2 separate regions of the Homo sapiens genome follow, and region 1 is linked to region 2. A link is a contact called in ENCODE Hi-C or POLR2A ChIA-PET data. All regions are on one chromosome and are shown on one strand. Each heading gives the region's core, a stretch centred on a gene start or an enhancer-like site at or near the end of the contact. The rest is flanking DNA. Distances are from core to core; before and after follow the strand shown. Region 1 has its middle 16 kb from the start of SUV39H1. Region 2 holds the start of PIM2 (Pim-2 proto-oncogene, serine/threonine kinase).

Region 1 (2,700 bases), core at 120-2,619, 210 kb after region 2:
ATATCCCTTGGTTTATGATCTCTGATCCTTTGTGGGTTTATATTTTAGGATGTGAAGTCTCTATTGTGACTGTGGGTGTGTGTCCCAAGACGTAAATTCTCTGGCCTCTTTTTGGGTTTATGTTCCAGGATGACAGGCTCTATGTGTATTTCTAGCCTGCAAGGTCTATTACTTATTTGTGGGTGTAAGTCCAAGGGTATGAATTCTCTGATCTCTTTGAGGGTCAGCGTACCAGAATGTCAAGTCTAGTTTGGTTATGGGTGTATGTCAAGATGTGAGCTCTCTGATCTCCTTGTGGTTGTATGTCTCAGGATGTGAGGGTTCTGATCTGTTCCTGTATGTTTGTCAACAGTGTGTAATCTCTGATCTGTTTGTGGCTCTGTGTCCCAGGTTGTGAGGTTCTGACCTGTCTTTCTTTCTTTGTCCCAGCATGCGAGATCTCTGAGGTGTTTGGGTTTATGTCCCAGGAATTGAGTCTCTGGTCTCTTTGTGAGTGTGTGCCTCAAGTAATATGTGAGGTCCCTGATGTAGTCTTTGGTTTATTTCCCAAGGTGTGAGTGCTCTGATCTATTCATGGGTATATGTCCTGGCATGTGAAGTGTCTGGTATTTTTATGTGTATATGTCTCAGGGACTGAGTTCTGTGATCTGTTTGTGGGTATAAGGCCCCAGATGTTAGTTCTCTGAAATATTTGTGGGTGTATATCTCAGCTTGTGTGGTTTTTGATCTTTCTGTGAGTATGTCACAGGATGTGAGGTCCCCGTTCTTTTTGGGTGTGTGTTTCCTAGAATTTGGATTTTCTGAGCTGTGTGTGTGTGTGTGTGTGTGTGTGCGCGCGCGCGCGCACATGTCACAGGGTTGAGGTCCCTGGTCTGTTTGTTGGTGTATGTCCAGGATGTGAGTTCTCTGATCTCTTTGGGTGTGTACGTCCCACAATTTGAGGCCTCTGAATTAGTTGATACTCTGCATCCAGCATATTAATTCTCTGAAATATATTTTGGGGTCTATACCCTAAGTCTCAGAAGGATTCTGAATCCTGAATGCGAGGGTTCTGCGCTTTTTCTGGTCTACATTCCAGGGGGGTGAGTTCACTGGGCTGTTTTGCGGACTGTGTTTACCTTGTGAGGTCTCTGAGCTGTTTGTCCACTGGTGTCCTAGGATACGTGGTCCCTGAGCTCTTTTGGTTTCAAAGTCCCTTGACCTGTTTGGGATATATTTTCAGGCGTGAAGTCTCTGTTCCTTTTCAGAGGGCTCAGTCCCGGGGTTTGATATATCTGACTCATTAGGGGTTTGTTCCAGGGTTAAGGTCTCTGAGCTTGTAATGGGTGTGTGTGCGCCAGTGAGTGAGTTTTCTGAGTTGTTTGAAGGTCTATAGGTGTGAAATTTCTTAACTCTCTGGTGGTTCCTGTGCAGAGTATGATGTCTCTGAACTATTTAGCAGTCTCTCTTTTCAGGTGTGAGGTGTTTGTACCCTTGTATGAGAACTCTGATGTATTTGAGTATCACCGCCAAACTGTTTTGAGCCAATGTCCCAACAAATGAGTTATCTGTGATGCCGTGGGTTTTGTCCTAGGGTTGATTTTCCTGAGCAGTTTCAGGATCTGTTTCCAGAGTCTGATGTCTTTGTACTAATAATGTCTTTTTACTGTTTCAAGCCTCTGGAGTGCTTCACCCTCTGTGTCCCAAAGTGTCAGATCTCTGATCTCTGTATTCCTTGGTGTTGAGGTCCCTCAACTGTTATGTTTCCAAGAGTGAGACAGTTCCTGTTGAGGGAGTCTCAGTCCCAGGGTATGAGGTCTGTGACTTATTAGGGGTCTGGTTCTAGGGTTTGGGGTCTCTGAGCAGTTTGGGGTTCTGTTATCAGTTTCTGACGTCTCTCTAGTATTTGGGGGTCTATGCCCGGGTTGTATGTCACTGGGTCACTCGGCTGTTAAGGGGTCTGTATCCTAGGGTGTAAAGTTTGTCAACTCTGAGCATTTTTGCATTGTCTGTCTGCTGTGTGAGGTCTTTGGCATGTTTGTGGGTTTACTTTTCAGGTTGTGAGGTTAACTCTTTGAGGGTTTGTGTCCCATAATATGAGGTGCTTGAGCTGTGCGGGCATACTTAGCCAGGATGTGATATCTCTGAACTGTTTTCATGTCTGTCTCCCAGGTTAGAAGTTCTCTGAGTCATTTGGGAGCCTGTGTCCACAATGTGAGGTCCTAAGCCGTTTTGGGTCTGTGTTCCAGTTATGAAGTGTCTCTACTGTTTGTGGCCAACTTTGCACAAAGGTTTCAAAGCTGTTTGGTGATCTGTGTCCATGACTATCAGCCATCTGAAATCTTTCCGGATAAGGACAAAGGGCAAGTTCCATGAATGGTTTTGAGGACTGAGTCCAGGATGTGATATTCCTTAAGCATTTAGAGGTCTGCGTTTAGAGTGGGAAGACTCCGAACTGTTTGGGGGTCTGAGCCTAGGATATGAGGTTTCTAAGCTGTTTGGGGTCCGTGTCCAGGGGGTGTGATCTCAGTTCCTCAGGGTTTTTGTCATAGGGTGTGAAGTCTTTAAGCTCTATAGAGGGTTTATGTCCACACTTTCAGGTCTGTGGGGCCTCTGAGCTGTTTGGGGATCTGTCTCGGTGTATAAAGGCTGTGAGCTATTTTGGGGAACTCTATGTCCAGTATATGACATCTCTGAACAGGAATCTGTGTCCAGGGTGTG
Region 2 (2,700 bases), core at 128-2,627:
GACAGTTTGTTCCATTGATAAACTGCATGTGTCATGGTGTATGTATGTCTGTGTCTGAACAGGTCTATCCATGTCTGTTTTTGTGACACTGCCACAAAATGTGATTCTATCACATCAGTACATGTCTGCCTTCAGAGCAGTGCATGTGTGTCCCTGGAGCATCTGTGCATCTTCCTGTGACAGACTCTGCGTCTCTCATTTCTGGGACAGTACAAGTCTTGCTGTGACAGTGCATATCTGATGGTGACAGTGTGTTTGTGACAAGTTCTGCCAGTGTGACGGGACATTTCTGTGTCATCACATGGCAAATGTAGGTCTGCGTGAGTGCCTTTCTGTAACAGTGTATCTCTGGGTGTCATTCTAGGACATAACTATTTTTCTGACAGTGTGCTTGCCTGAAAGTGTATGTCAGTCTCTGGCTGCATGTGTATCTAGGTCGTTTCTGTGAATGTGTCTGACAGTATGTGTTTGTGTATATCTTGGCATTCATGTGTCTTTGGAGTGCATTTTTCTTCCTGGGGTGTGGCGCCTTTTCTGGCTGTTTTTCACAAATTTGTGTCTGAGAGTTGCCACTTCTCTAGCAGCCTCTATCATGTCTCTCAGTCCTTGCCTCTCTCAACTCCAAGAGCAGCCCCATGCCACCACCACTCTGGGCTCACCCCCATCCCCCAAGAACCACCCCCTGCTGTTCTAGATTCTAGACTTGCTGACTGGGCCCAGGGCTCAGGGTTAAAAGCTCCAATAAACACTCACCAGGCAATGCTGCCTTTGACCAATGCACACCCGTGGCGTTGATGGTAGGGGTTCCCCCTCCCTGGCTACCAGATATTTCCAGGGCCCTGGCCTCAGCTTTCCAGTGAAGGCCGCCAGTCGCCTGGAGGACTCCGGTGAAGGAGTCCGACAAGCACCTTTCGAGACGGAGTCTTGGATAGCCACAAGCGCGAATTCTTAGAAGCCCGGCCTGGCGCTATCTCTGTGCTAATATCCAGGCAGCGGCGGCAAACCAACTTCCCAGGAAAGGATACTGCGCAGTTATTTTTTAAGTGTAAATACACACACACACCGCCACCACTACCAACAACAACCCCGCGCAACAACCAAAACAAGCGCGGTGCTGCAAAGGGATTCCCAGAACCGGTTTCCTCTTGGTGTGAGCCCCACCTCAAGCCCCCTCATTTACATGCAGGCCCCGCCTCCTCGGAAGAACCGAGCGTGTATTTGCATAAGGGGGCCCTTGAAACGATGAGGGTGGTATGCAAATAAGAACTGGCTCCGATTGGCTGTGGTACAGCAGGTGCCGCGTCCGGATTGATCAAAGCCAGGTGGGCGGGGCTGTCGCCCAGGGTGACTCTCCCGGGAGGCGCGTGCCCAGGCTCAGTAGCATTGGGGCTGGCGCGCGCGGCGAATCTCAACGCTGCGCCGTCTGCGGGCGCTTCCGGGCCACCAGTTTCTCTGCTTTCCACCCTGGCGCCCCCCAGCCCTGGCTCCCCAGCTGCGCTGCCCCGGGCGTCCACGCCCTGCGGGCTTAGCGGGTTCAGTGGGCTCAATCTGCGCAGCGCCACCTCCATGTTGACCAAGCCTCTACAGGGGCCTCCCGCGCCCCCCGGGACCCCCACGCCGCCGCCAGGTGAGTACATCCTCCCCTACTGCAACCAGACGGGGTGGGCTGGAATGATGGGTTGCAGCGCGGGGGGAGGGAGTCGTGGCTGGGCTCAGCACGCCGCCACCCTGACTTCCTCGCCTCCGCCTGCGTAGGAGGCAAGGATCGGGAAGCGTTCGAGGCCGAGTATCGACTCGGCCCCCTCCTGGGTAAGGGGGGCTTTGGCACCGTCTTCGCAGGACACCGCCTCACAGATCGACTCCAGGTATCCGTCATGAGGGTCTTGGGAGGGTCAGGTGCGTGTGGCGGGGGCGGGGGTCCTGGCCCTGGAATGCTGGTTGACCGAGGAGTGAGCCTGCAGAGTGTGTAGAGGACCAGGTGTGTGTGTGTGTGTGTCCGTGTCCGTGTCCGAGGAGTGAGCCTGCAGTGTGTGTAGAGGGCCAGGTGTGTGTGCGTGCGCGTGTGTGTGTCGGTCTAGGAGGTTATGGGCGGGGGGGGGGGGCAGGGGGCTTCAGATTCCGGAGTTCCTTGACCCCGGGGTCCAGGCTGTGTATGTGTGGGAAAGCAGGGACCTAGATGTGAGATTTGTGGGACTTTTGGAGGTAGGTGTCCAGTGTGGAGTCATGCGGACCAGGACCCTGGTACAGAGTTGGGGTGTCGTAGAGCTAAATAGGAAGATTGTGGGCCTGGGGTATCAGGAAATCTAGAACTCAGGACTTGGAGTGATGAGTCCTGATGCCTGAGAACGGAGAGCCCAGGGCTAAGGAAGGTGGGAGAGATAAACTTGGTTCCGAGGACCTGGAGGGCAGGGGAGACGCCCTGGTACGCGTTCTGTGGGGTGCTGTGGTTGGGGACCAGAAAGACTAGAGTGCTGGTAGATGGAGGAATACTGGAGGTAGGCAGAAGGTCTAGACTGGGAGGGGTCTGGGGATCACCTGCTGGCCTCCTTATCACGGCCTTCTTCTCCAGGTGGCCATCAAAGTGATTCCCCGGAATCGTGTGCTGGGCTGGTCCCCCTTGGTGAGTACCTTCGGAGCCCTTCCTAACCTACCTACTCCATCACTGATGTATTCACCTCCTTGCTTTTCCAGGGGATGTAT

What was found. A loop is a pair of places that touch in the nucleus more often than their neighbours do. ChIA-PET counts read pairs that join two places held with the same protein, here RNA polymerase II (POLR2A). Pooled maps may share reads with other maps.
Region 1: a loop to region 2 is called in a pooled map, with 3 times the contacts of the local background. The contact joins the enhancer-like site here to the promoter of PIM2 in region 2. A Hi-C loop is called at or near these places in 1 of 168 maps with a recorded cell type or tissue (naive thymus-derived CD4-positive, alpha-beta T cell) and 5 of 50 pooled maps. POLR2A ChIA-PET finds 5 or more read pairs at or near these places in 1 of 52 experiments (activated naive CD4-positive, alpha-beta T cell).

What each region holds. Positions count from the first base shown.
Region 1 is chrX:48,711,705-48,714,404 of GRCh38, reverse strand. No RefSeq gene overlaps it. Among named protein-coding and RNA genes, the nearest start is that of SUV39H1, 16 kb to the right of the region's middle. RefSeq lists an enhancer at 1,033-1,327. Within about 2 kb of position 1,369, at least 4 of the 41 ENCODE cell types and tissues checked have a DNase peak (open chromatin) inside an H3K27ac peak, as active enhancers do.
Region 2 is chrX:48,917,701-48,920,400 of GRCh38, reverse strand. It overlaps PIM2 (Pim-2 proto-oncogene, serine/threonine kinase), which reads left to right and starts at 1,377. Exons shown (of 6, transcript NM_006875.4): 1 at 1,377-1,627; 2 at 1,756-1,865; 3 at 2,570-2,620. The coding sequence starts at 1,567. RefSeq lists an enhancer at 21-80 and silencers at 1,131-1,370, 1,461-1,600.